Regions from separate parts of the Homo sapiens genome. Here region 2 is linked to region 1. A link is a contact called in ENCODE Hi-C or POLR2A ChIA-PET data. All regions are on one chromosome and are shown on one strand. The core of a region is the stretch at or near the end of the contact, and the rest is flanking DNA. Distances in the headings are between cores, read along the strand shown.

Evidence for each region. Hi-C counts contacts between places; a loop is a spot of excess contacts on that map. ChIA-PET counts read pairs that join two places held with the same protein, here RNA polymerase II (POLR2A). Pooled maps may share reads with other maps.
Region 2: a loop to region 1 is called in a map of mammary epithelial cell, with 4 times the contacts of the local background. The contact joins two enhancer-like sites. A Hi-C loop is called at or near these places in 1 of 168 maps with a recorded cell type or tissue (mammary epithelial cell) and 6 of 50 pooled maps. POLR2A ChIA-PET finds 5 or more read pairs at or near these places in 3 of 52 experiments (AG04450, B cell and activated CD4-positive, alpha-beta memory T cell).

What each region holds. Positions count from the first base shown.
Region 1 is chr6:138,814,137-138,820,596 of GRCh38, reverse strand. ECT2L (epithelial cell transforming 2 like) reads right to left here. Exons shown (of 22, transcript NM_001077706.3): 4 at 5,994-6,106. Among named protein-coding and RNA genes, the nearest start is that of ECT2L, 21 kb to the right of the region's middle. Within about 2 kb of position 1,701, at least 11 of the 41 ENCODE cell types and tissues checked have a DNase peak (open chromatin) inside an H3K27ac peak, as active enhancers do; they include mammary epithelial cell, where a contact is called at or near this core.
Region 2 is chr6:139,333,853-139,340,348 of GRCh38, reverse strand. It overlaps the pseudogene LOC100129844. Among named protein-coding and RNA genes, the nearest start is that of CITED2, 38 kb to the left of the region's middle. Within about 2 kb of position 3,573, at least 8 of the 41 ENCODE cell types and tissues checked have a DNase peak (open chromatin) inside an H3K27ac peak, as active enhancers do; they include mammary epithelial cell, where a contact is called at or near this core.

The DNA.
Region 1 (6,460 bases), core at 452-2,951:
CTACTAGATAAATGGACTGTTATGGACCATTTTCAACCTATTTTTCTTCCTTTCACTGTAAACAATTAACGGCAGCTTCAGATTTAGCAAATTCAAGGAATCAATGATGTTATCAAGGGCCAAGGATTTTTTATATTTTCACTTTGCCATCCTCAACCATTTACTTTGGTCCTCGGGCTTGTCCCAAAATAGTTCTCAAATGACTAACTGCAGTGAGCATTGGTCTTCACACAACAGTCACCACAGCTAGCAGGATGGAAGAAAAGACGTTCATCCTCAAATCTTGTTTAAGTTTCTTTCAGCAAGAAGAAGACTCTCCACCCTTATGTCTCCCTGGGCAGAATTAATATCTACACGCCCTTTCCTAAAGCAGACACCATCCAGGGGAGGCAGTGATCATGATGAATTTAGTCCAACCCTGACCCACCCTTGGTAGGGTGGGGGTTACTTACCAGCCACTCCTGAAGCATAGAATGCCTTGTAGGGGGTGGAAATCAGGGTTTCTGTCAGGAAGAAGGAGAGGAATGTGGAATGGCTTGGCTGGGCCAGTAATCAACAGTGTCTAACCCGGTAAGCAGGAATTGAAGAAAGACAAGGGGAAAGATTTCTCCAGCCACCTTGAATTAAGTAATGAAAACTTGAATTATGCAAAGTATTAGTAATCTCCTATATTCTAACACTTGGTTTTTTGTTTTTTGTTTTTTTTTTGGTACATGAAGTCTTGCTCTGTAGCCCAGGCTGGAGTGCAATGGTGCGATCTCAGTTCACTGCAACCTCCACCTCCCAGGTTCAAGCGATTCTCCTGCCTCAGCCTCCCGAATAGCTGGGATTAGAGGTGCCCGCCACCACGCCCGGCTAATTTTTTTTTAATTAAAACTTGGAATATTTTGAAAAACTCCTTCCTCCTAGAGAGCTACCAAATGAAAATTTTTTTCTGATTATCTTTTTGTCATTTTTGGAATTAGGAGTGCTTTAGATATCTGAATTCATTCAACAAGCATTTATTGAGTGGCTGCTATGTGCCTGGTATGGCTCTAAGTGCTAGAGATGAAAAGAGTCACCAAAGTCTTTGCTATCATGGAGCCATCATTCTAATGGGGTAGGCAGACAGCAAATAAACAAGTCCTGCATGTCACATAGTGTCAGGTGGTGTCAAGCGGTAGACAGAGAAGCTCAACATGAGAAAGGAGGGGAGAGCAGCTCCACACACTCACAAAATGGGAGTGAGAACTTCAAGCCAGTGGATGTTGCCTAATATAGGCCAATAACCTTCCCTCCATCCACACAAAAAAAAAGAGCTTTGGCTTTCTGCTTTCTCCCTTCCTTTTAAAACGCAATGATTTCCTTTTTTTTTTTTTTTTTTTAAGCATCATCCACCTCTAAAAACCATCCCAATTGCAAATGCTAATATTTCATACAGTTATCCTTAACCAGCCCATGCAGGTAGAAGGGCAGGAACATGTGCAGAATACTGGGCAAAGGGGAAGGAAGTGAAGATGACTCAAATTTCCAGACTTGCCTTGGATATTTAGAAAACAGTCGTTTTAGATACAAGTGTACACTTTCACTTTGAATACTCCCCTCTCCTCTCTGACAAAGATTCTCTGCTTGACCAAACTTTAGTCAAGCTTCTGAAACTTCCCCTTGGCCCACCTGTGCACTTCCTTATAAAATTCTGCTTTAGTAAAGAGCCCTGTTAAGTCAGTTTAGGAAGAACCCCCCACCCCCGGATATCTTGTCAGGTTCCTCATCCTCCACCCTCCCCCAGGTGTTGTCTGAGCACCCTGGCCTGTCATCAGCGAGAGTCCTGTTGGGTCAGTGTATTCAGATCCCCGCTTACCCCTGATGTTTCCTCGAGTAATTTTCCATCCATTGAGCCCCATCCTGCTCCTTGGCTATCCGCCCATGCTGCATTTGAAGTTGAGCCCAATCTCTCTCCCGTGACCCCATGCAGCAGTCCCTGTAGCTATCTCCAAGGTTCTCAGTAACGTCCGCCTTACTGTCTTCAGCAAGTTTCATTCGATGTTTTCTTCTTTAACCTCTTTACCATCTCCACACAGAAATACTCTCCTTTTAAATGGACATTCAGTAACTGAGAGTGACATGGCTGCTCTATATTTAAAATTAACCTAGGAGTATGTTGTCTCTGAAAAACTGCACACCAGATTGCCTCACAGATCACAGCTGAGACAGACGTCCTCAAGTGAGCCCTCACAGGCTGCGTGGGAAGAATGGAAGAGGGGGTAATGAAGTGGGAGAGGGGGCTGTTCTCTCTTAATACACCTTGGTGGATATTTTTCTGCCCTCCAACCCCATTTCAAGTCTGCTCTGATGGAGACAAGTGACGAGAGTGAATCCTTCATGGGCTGTTTATGATCTCACACGCACACGCACATACACACCTGGGTCAATGCATTCCCCCTCTAGGGAATGCAGTTGCATGAATGCTGCCCCACCCATCCAGGAAAGCTGCAAGTTTGAGCAGCTCTGGCTCTGGAACCAAAGGCCTTTGTTTGAGGAATTACCAGGCACTAAGCAGAGGCAATTCAAAACCGGTTCCACCAGTGTGGCAAGGGGACTGATTCAAACTCCTCACGGGTTTCTCTGAGTGTAACAGACACAAGCAGCCCAGTTTCCTTTAAGGAGTCACAGGAAAGGTCAACCTAGTCAAGTGGTAGGGGAAAGACATCACTGGAAACCATTAGTCATGTGGACGACACGGGGCCATAACATACCAAGAAAAGCCACAATTGAGGTATAAAGTTGCTAGGCATGAAAGACCAGCAGAGAAGTCTTCCCAGGAGAAGGGACATTTTAGTTTGCCAGAGGGATGGTTTAAGAAGCTAAACCTTTAAAAAATGTCTTAAATATCATAAAATTCCACTTAGGAAATCATCTTAAAACTTACTAGGGAATACTTATTAGGCCAGGAAAGAAAACTCTAAGATATTTGAATATATCTCATAGAGATTATGAATAATTTTTTAAAAGAAAATTGTGTTGACAGTTTCCACCAATATTGCAATACCCTGTTTATAACTGACTGAATTAAAACAAAATTATTTGGAAATTATAAAACCATCTAAAACAATGGCCTCTCTACCTTGAAAGAAAGGTATTGCACAAATATAGCCTAGCTTACATATAAACATTTCAAGTATTCAAATAATACTAATTTCTTTCATTTATTAATTTATTTACAGTTATTGGGTAAGCAAGACTACAGGAATAAATGATCCAAAAGAAATGCTTAATAATTAAAAATTGATTGCACTACCATTGGACCCAGCAATTCCACTCCTATATGTATAGCTAAGAGAAATAAAACATCTCTATGCAAAACTTGGACACAGATGTTCATAGCAGCACTATTTATAATAATTATTTACAATAATCAACTGAGGAGTGGATAAATAAAATATGGCACATCCATACAATGGGATAATATTTGGCAATAAAGGAAAGAAGTACTGACATGTGTAACAAAATGGATGAACCTTGAGAACGTTATAATATGTGAAAGAAGCCAGTCACAAAAGACCACATACTGTCTAATTCCATTTATACGAAAAGTCCAGAATAGGCAAATTTATAGAGACAGAAAGCAGATTTGTGTTTGCCCAGATCTAGAGGGATGGAGATGAGAAGTTACTGTTAATGGGTAGGGGGGTTCTTTGTGGGATGATGAAATGGTCTAAACTTAACATGTGATGATGATCACACAACTCTGTGAATGTACCGGAACCACTGAATTGTACCCGTAAATGGGTGATTTTTATTGTATGTGAATTATATCTCAATAAAGATGTTTAGGCCGGGCGCGGCGGCTCATGCCTGTAATCCCAGCACTTTGGGAGGCCGAGGCAGGCAGATCATGAGATCAGGAGATCGAGACCATCCTGGCTAACACGGTGAAACCCCATCTCTACTAAAAATACAAAAAAAGTAGCTGGGCGTGGTGGTGGGCGCCTGTAGTCCCAGCTACTCAGGAGGCTGAGGCAGGAGAATGGCATGAACCCCGGGGGCAGAGCTTGCAGTGAGCTGAGATCGCGCCACTGCACTCCAGCCTGGGCGACAGAGCAAGACTCCATCTCAAAAAAAAAATGTTTAAAGGAAATTTATACTAACATTCATGAAACTATGAAATACAGTCTGCTCTCTGAAGAAATGCTGCTGCTATCCAAAAACAAACAAACAAACAAAAAAAAAAAGTACTTTCACTGAACAGGTTAGTTTTATATTCTTGTCTCACAGAAAAAAGAATTCAGTTACCGGACAAAGGATGCAATTTCCAGTGACAAAAAGTCAGGCCTGAGTTAAGCTGCTTCAAAATATACCATAAGATCTCTAATGACCTCCAGTGGTCACAACTAAAATTGCCTGGTTTATGATACGTGAGCCTAGAACATGATGCACAAAGTGGTTATAAATGTGAGGTCTGGTCTGTTATTTTCTTATCTTGAAAGCTGCAAAGTTGGAGTAAAAAGAAACATAGCCAATGACTATCATAAAATGTCTTCCCCCTGATTTTTCAACATTGACTGAAGGGCCTGTTTATCTGTGCCCTGTCTTTGCAGCCTCTTTCAACAGAGCCAGGAAGATGCCTGTCTCCTTCCAGTGACTCCATGGGGAGAGTCCGTTAACAATCTGCTTTGCACCCACAGATGCAGGAGTAGCTGACAGGTGAGGAGGAGAGAAAAAATGGCTGATCAAAAGAGACTGGCAGGAAAACATGTAAGAAAGAACAGGAAGCAAGTACTCCACCTAAAATATGCCAATTTGATCATGCACCACTCTCAGATATTTTTGCTGGGTATCTAAGACATCCGAAGGTTACCCTCTCCTGCAACCTCACCACCAAGTTCTAGTGAAAGTACCTAACATCAAATGATGCCATACCTAGAGTTTTTCTAAACAAACATTAGTAAATAAGCCCAAACAACTTCACACAGTCTCCTCTGTAGGACTGATGAAGTCCCAGCTCTTTCTCCTCTGGGCAAAAGATTCATTCAAAAGGACAATGTTTCAGAAATAGTATTCTATTATTTTTACCCTCATTGTTGGCCTCGGGCTACCAGAAATCCTCCAGACTAACATAAGGCTTTTTATCTGGCATTGAGGGCTGGAAAACCATCCTGCCACGTACCTGCTACCAGCCTGGCTGGATTCTTCAACCACACCCAGGCAAGCTGGAGGGCTCTCTAGAATATTTCGGTCAGTCCACACATATCTTGAATTTCACGAAAGAGAATCCGTTTCTAACATTCATCTGGCTGGTTAACAAGCCACGGGTTGTTTTGAGAATAATGTCTGATATTTGCTATGCTAATTAGTAAAGTATCTAATAACTCAGGTATTGTGACCTTCCAATCTAGAGCTGGCTAATGACCCCTAGGGTATTCATTCCTGACCAGAACAGGAGCTGACCCTGGGCATAACTTCAACTCACAGATGTCACACCATCTGTGCTGAGTGTTTTAAAGTAAATTACAGACATAACATGAGGGAAGGGGAAGAAAGAGAAAGAGAACCCTCTTCGTAATCCTTGACTAGGGCTGTATAAGTCTTGCCCATATTCCTAAATGTTTCAACCACTGTCACTTGTCATATATTTTGTAGATCCATCCATTCATTTAATGATTATGCCTACCTATGTCCCAGACATCCATTTGCAATATATTGTCTGTCTGATGGTTCCAAGGAAAATTTAATATGCTAAGAGAATGTTAAAAATTCACTGACTGAAGCCATTGTGTTTTTGCCAACATGAAACAGTCCCACCATAGTATGAAAGCATTAAATCCTCCCCACGGCTTCACTTCAGCCTCAAGGCAAAAGCAGGCACTGGAAAAGTCTGTTTATAAACCTTAAAATATCAATTACCTTGTTTTTTTTTCTCCCTAGGAACAAAAAATCTCTTAAAGGTTATATAAACATTTATATACGGTTTTCTTTAAGAATCAATGTTAATTACATCATTAGGCTACATTTACCTTAATTGTGATTTAGTGCATCTTAAAAAAATTGCGAATAAGAATTCTTGACGTTGCTTGTTAGTCCAGAGGTCAAACCAATGACTTATAAGAGCCACTCTTTCCTGAAAGAGCTATAAGGGGGAGGGGAGGAAGTGACATTTGCTGTACAGTTCATTGTTTTTAATTGCTAAGCAATCTTTAGACAATCTACCAGCAACCTCACAGCTAATATTTGCAGAGTGCATTACAGTTCACAGAGCGCTTTCACATATAGAGAGAAAGGTCTCTCCTTTCAGGTTAAACTTTTTACCCAGGGATACTGACAGGCCCAGGCTTGTTGGGTGGGTTGATGGGAAAGACTGGCAGTGATGTAATTATAGAGGGGCCCAAGAAGGGCCTCTGGAAAACAAAGAGGTAATGATTCCTGGATCTTGTTTCTACCTAGGCTAATGTGGCCTAGGGAAACAGAGTCCACACATTTCATT
Region 2 (6,496 bases), core at 2,324-4,823, 520 kb before region 1:
GATCACCTGAGGTCAGGAGTTCGAGGCCGGCCTGACCAAACCCCGTCTCTACTGAAAATACAAAATTAGCTGGGCATGGTGGCACATGCCTGTAATCCCAGCTACTTGGGAGGCTGAGGCAGGAGAATTACTTGAACCCAGGAGGTGGAGGTTGTGGTGAGCTGAGATCGCGCCATTGCACTCCAGCCTGGACAACAAGAGTGAAACTTCGTCTCAAAAAAAAAAAGAAAAGAAAAGAAAAGAAAAAAACAGAAGACCAAACTATATGCTGCATATAAGAAATGTACTCTCTCTCCATATATATTTTCTTTCTTCTTGATCAGTCTAGCCAGAGATTGACCAATTTCACTGATTTTCTCAAAGTAACTGTTTTTGGTGTTATTCATTTACACACACACACACACACACACACACACACACACACACACGTTAGATGTTAAAAGACAGAAAAAGATAATCTAGCTAACCTTAACTATAAGAAAGTTGTAGTGACTATATTACTACCAGACATGATAGATTTCACAGCCAACAATATTACATGGGATTTTTCAAGTTTATTTCATAATGATAAAAGGTCATAAACAAATCTAAACATTTATGCACCTAATAATAAAATACATTGAGCAAAAAACTGATAGATCTACAGGAGAGGCAGACAAATTATGGTTTGAGATTTAAATATTCCTCTCTTAATAGAAATGATCTGCTGATTACATTTAAACTGAGCGACTCTGCATTTTCTGGATTCTGGATGGTTGCCTTTCATGAGCCCAATCGAAGAAAGAAAATCCTTGGACCAGATGCTTCACAGCTGAAGCCCGTAGGACCGCGGAAGAATACCTTGAAGATATTGTTTGCATCAAAATCACCCAAATTTATGTCTTCCTTATCCAGGTCCTGCCCACTGTGATAATGAATCGTTTTCTTGGAATCAAAGAGGATGATAAAGACCTCGCCACTTCCTTGATCTTCTCCTCCTCCTTTTGAACCCCAGCGCTGGCTCCATCATGACGATGTGGATGGTACTTCAAGGCCTGTTTCCAATAAGCTTTCTTGATCTTGTCCTCAGAGGCATTCTTGTCACTTCCAGAACCTTGTAGTAATTATCCCTCTTACTCTTCTTCAGTTCCAGCTGTGCATTTTTTAGGAGCTGTTTGTATTCTTTTGTTTTCTCCATCTGATATACTTTTTTCATAGCCTCGCACTGTTTCTTCATACTGTTCTGTGTCCAAGAAACACTGAGCTCTTCTCAAGTAGGCTTTTATGTAAGTGTCATGAGCTTCACTGCATTTGTGCAGCTGTCTATTGCATCATCTAGTTTCCCAAGCTCGGAATTAACCATATCCCGGTTACAGTAGAGTTTAGCAATTGCTTTTATGTTGTCGGGGTCTACCCCGGGGGTTCTGCGTACAGTTCATCAGCTAGTTTGTAATTTCCTTCCCTAAACGCTTTATTCCAGTCTTCTTTCTTTGCGTTAAGTGCTCTGGCATTTCTGCACGCAAGGCAGGCCTTCTCATGGTCAGGAACCACTCTGAGAGCCTGTACAAAAAACTGAACAACTGCCTACTCAGTACAATCTTCATAATAAAGGCAAGGTCCGCGTACATACAGAGCATCCACATTGGTGGAATCCGTTCATAAAATGTCACTGGCCACAGACTGTGCTTCTGGATAACGACCCAGCATTGCTAAACATTCTGCTTTGAGGGATATTGAAGTGATGGCAGACAGGGGCAAATTCTAGGGCATAGTCCATGCAGAAAACAACCTTCTGAAAAGCCCACTTCTCAAAACTTGTTTCTATGACTTTCTCCTATTCCTTGACTGCATTAGCATTTGTGAACTCCTGTTGTGAGTGAGCATTGTTATGATCCAGTTCTAGGGCTCTCTGAAAACTGCAATGTGCTGCCATGGCATTCCCTGGAGAGAGGTGGCACTTGCCCTCTCGTAGATGTCCCCAGAAGAAACCATCATCCAATTTCACTGTGAAAGTATCTCCATGGGCTTCGCAGAACCTTCCAAGTATCATCAATGTAGCTGCTCTATTACTATGATAGCTAGCATTTTTAGGGCACATATCTGTGGCTTTTGTTTAATAGTTATAAGCTTCGTTGTAATCTTCCTTGGCATAGTGTGCATTTCCTTGTTGCTTCAAAGACTGTGCTTCAGTATTTTAAATTACAAACTGGCAAAGCCACCCTCCTTTTATTGAGGCGATCCTGCCTTTTTGTTCTTCTCCATCACTGTCCTGGCAAGCCGTCTTTGCTTCCTCTTCATGGAGCAGCCCTGGCTTGGTTGCCGCACCACATTGCACGATGGGGCAACTGACAGTTTCTTAAAAAGGAAATTATATCCCTGCCATATGACGCAGCAATTTCACTCCTAGATATTTACTTAAAGGAAAACAAAGTATGTATCTATACACACAAACTTGTAGATGAATATTTATAGCAGCTTTATTTATAACAGCAGAAACCTAGGGAAAGAAGGCTTCAATGTTTATGTTCAGGTGAGTGGATAAACAATTTTTGGTATGCCCATATAACAGAATACAAATCAATGCAAAAAGTGAACTATTGACTCACACAAAACATGGAAGAATCTCAAAATTATGCTGAGCGAAAAAAAATATATTTTTTCTCAGAATGCACACTATATTCCATGTATGTAAAATTCTAGAACACCAACTAATCTACAGTGTTAGAAAACAGATCAGTGGTTGCTTGGGGACTCAGAGGTATGGGGAGCAGGGAGAAGAAGGGGGTATTACCAACGGACATGAGGAAACTTATGATGCATATTTTCATTATCTTGATTATTATGCTGGGTGTATACAAATGTCAAAGCTTTTCAAGGTTTATAGTTTAATTATGTGCATTTTATTGTATGTCAATTTGGCCTCAATAAAGCTGTTAATAAAAATTTTGTCAAGCTTATGTTCCCCAGTAAATGAAATTTACTTCAAGTCACCAACAAAAAAACGTACAAGGTCCATTTTTCCTCTGTTCTGTGTTTACAACTGACAGTTAATATGAAAGACAGAATATCCAAAAATTCTATCTGCTGAGGGCCACAAATTATCAAGTCTCTTGTCAAGGGTGGCCAGCCACTGGTTAGTGGCTCAAGACACAAAATGCAGAACCAACACATTCAACTGACCATGATCATTTCTCCAGGGGTAATCTCAGTTCAAGTGTGCACTTCTGCCAGTCCAGACACTTGCTTCTTTATTATTATCCAAATGCTTGCACACATCTCACAAACTGGCACTAGTTCACCGATGATGATTTGGCCACTTTGGGAGAATTCCATATGTTTCCAAAATTGTCCATCTTACAGTGTTCTTAGAGCAAATGAAGTTTCTCTTCATTAGGACAGTAAAGTCCTAATGTTGAATGTACTATCTTTTTTGATTGGAATAAAGAAGCTTCTAAATAAAATTCTGATTCTCTAATAGCTTTAATTACAAGGAAAGCACCAAAAATCCATAGCTTATTACAGTCTGTCTTTTGATCCTGTGGCAAAGGCCTACCTTGCCTCACGGCTACAGCAGCCACTGCCAAATTCATGGCCGTGTCTGCTGGCACAATTCCAGGGGCTTTCTGGGAGCTCGTGCTACACAATTTTGGCCCTTAACTGAAAATACTCATTTCCAGCAAGCTGGTTTACTCCTGTAAGATCATCTTACCTCTTTGCAAATTACTAGCCATTATTATAACACTTTATACCTTGCTACTTCCACTCTCAGGAAAAGAAGAAATGCAAATAACTTGGGGTTACCTAATTCGTAACACCTCCCTAAAGTTAGATGCCACTTGGGCTAATTGAAATTTGGGGGAAGAAGCCTAAATTGAATGATTTTACCCTGAAACAATGTCTTAAAAATCCTAATTTGGCTAGGTTTATCCTGAATTAGAAGAATTAAATTTGTCATTACCAGGTAGAAATTTAGCATTTATGACAGAAATTAAATTTGGTTATAGAAAATTTTTAAAAATCTCTATTTCATGCACAATTAAGTCATGGACTGATCCATTTACAGCCACTAAAAAAGCATCCACCCCTACTAAGAGGAGGATCCAGCCTCCTGGTCTATCTCATTTGGGCAATGATGGAATGAATCATATAAGCTCCCAGACAAGGGTCTCAAGATAGAATTTAAAATAATTCCACTACAAGGATAAAGGAGATTATAGAATAGATTGGGACAGAAATAGGCATGCTAAGCCAGAATTCACACAGGAGTTCATTTGACTCTAAACCTATGCTCTTTTTTTTTTCTGATGAGATGGTTCAGAGTTTGCGTTTCAACTCACTAGCTTAGAGTCTGAACATTATTGCCTTTTATGTAAAAGAGGGATTATAGCGATCTTAAAGGGTGAGAGAGCCTTTGTAAAGGCCTGACACTAGCGTTTGACTCATTTTATTTAAAATTATAGCTATTTATGTAGCAGAATGTCAGGTGATGTTGTGGAGAAACTGAGGAACCAACCAAAAAAAAAAAAAAAAGGTTATATACCAAATGATCAGTTTTCTGGCCAGAGAGAATTTGTATTGAAATTGGCAAGAAAGAGGCAGCAGGATTTTTGAACTGCCTGTACATGATTAAGTGAAAGTCAGAGGGAGTCAGAAAAGAAATTATACTTGCTTTCACAGCTCCGTTCTACAGCATTCTTCCACCACAAAAAAGCTTGCAGGTGATTTGTTCAGACCAGTTCTAAACGCCTGCAGAGGTAACAGCCCCACCTTTTGGAGATTATTACTTCACCTAACTCTGATGGGAGACAAGCTAATAGGACTTCCCATTAAGAGTAGTTCTGGATACTAAATTTACTCATTTTCCTCTGTAGTCTGATTCCACTTCTTTTTATTTTCACCAATGTTCAGTGATCTTGCTTTGACTTATTGTTGCTGTTGACCTTGACTCATGGCTTCAGGTTATTCTATTCACCATCTACCTGTCCCTAGTTCTTCTTCGCCCCCTCCCTAAAAACTTCCAAAAAACCTTTCTGAGAGTATGTTTCTAAGTAACAGCCTTCCCTGTATGTTACAGCCTCTAAGATTATGAAGTCAACACCGACATGCTTCTTTTGAGACAGATTTCATCATCACAGCAGTGAAAGAAACACAAGATGCGTTTTAAGGGTGACTTTTTGAAAGATGAAGATGGCTAGGGAGAAGTCTGTTGGATGGAAGATGAGCCCATTTGGCAAAGGATTAAATGAAGCAGCAAGTTTGATAAATCTGTTCGAGGTTTAAGAATATTCAGACACCTTTTCTTCCCAAGAAAATCCCCACACATCTCTTTTGGAACAAAGGCTTCTCTACAATGGTTCCAAATGATTCAGACATAACTTCCTGCATCTGTCACCAAAGGGATTTCTTCACTTTTAGTAAGACCATTAGCTGGCTTGCCAAATTCTTCAGCATAACAAAATTATACGTCATTTCTCTCTTGGGTATGCTGAAATGGTGAAAATTGCCCAGAGAAAATAGAAACTCTGATAAATGATTTTCTTACTGTTTTCAAAAGACCCAAACCTTTCTCTTATTAAATTGAATCTTTCAGGATGAACACAATCAAGACCATGGGGAATATCTCTATATTCTTAGAACACTTTCCAGCTAAAGTTTACAGATGATATTTCTTCAGACACAGATTTAGAATTAAATTATTTTTCTGAAATAGAACTCTTCTCTCTGAGCTTATGCGGAATCAGCCAATTTGACTATGTGATTTACTTTGTCCTTTTTATATGAAGTCCAAGAATTAAAGATGAAAAAAAGAACAGGTAAATATTGCTGTAAAACAGACGTTCATGTCATAAACTTGATACTGAGAAATAAATCTCTCTCCTCATTAGTGAACTACTTGAGGTAGAGACTTCGTTGACAAAATGGCTGAAATGCAGGACCTCTAGTTTCCTCATAAATTATGTTTCCAAATGATTGGATAATATTGTCAACACAAATATGTGGTGTATATATTTCCAAATCAAGATGCTTTGTGGTTGTCCGTAAGATACAGATTGAGTTGCATGACACCACTGCTAGACAGGTATGTGAGAAAATATATTGAACACTGAAAAACAATATTTTCTTTTTTTTTTTTTGAGATGGAGTCTCACTCTGTCGCCCAGGCTGGAGTGCAGTGGCGTGATCTCGGCTCACCGCAACCTCAGCCTCCCGGGTTCAAGTAATTCTCCTTCCTCAGCCTCCTGAGTAGCTGGGGCTATAGGCGCATGCCACCACATTAGCTAATTTTTTATTTTTAGTAGAGACGGGGTTTCACCATGTTGGCCAGTCTGGTCTTGAACTCCTGACCTCAGGTGATTCACCAGCCTCGGCCTCCCAAAGTGCTGGGATTACAGGTGTGAGCCACCACACCTGGCCAAACATTTTACATTTGAATGTTCTTCCAATAGAAACACTTGACGACCTTTACTAGAATAACTCTTTATATACCAAAAGCATATCTGGGCTATGAAGACAAGTT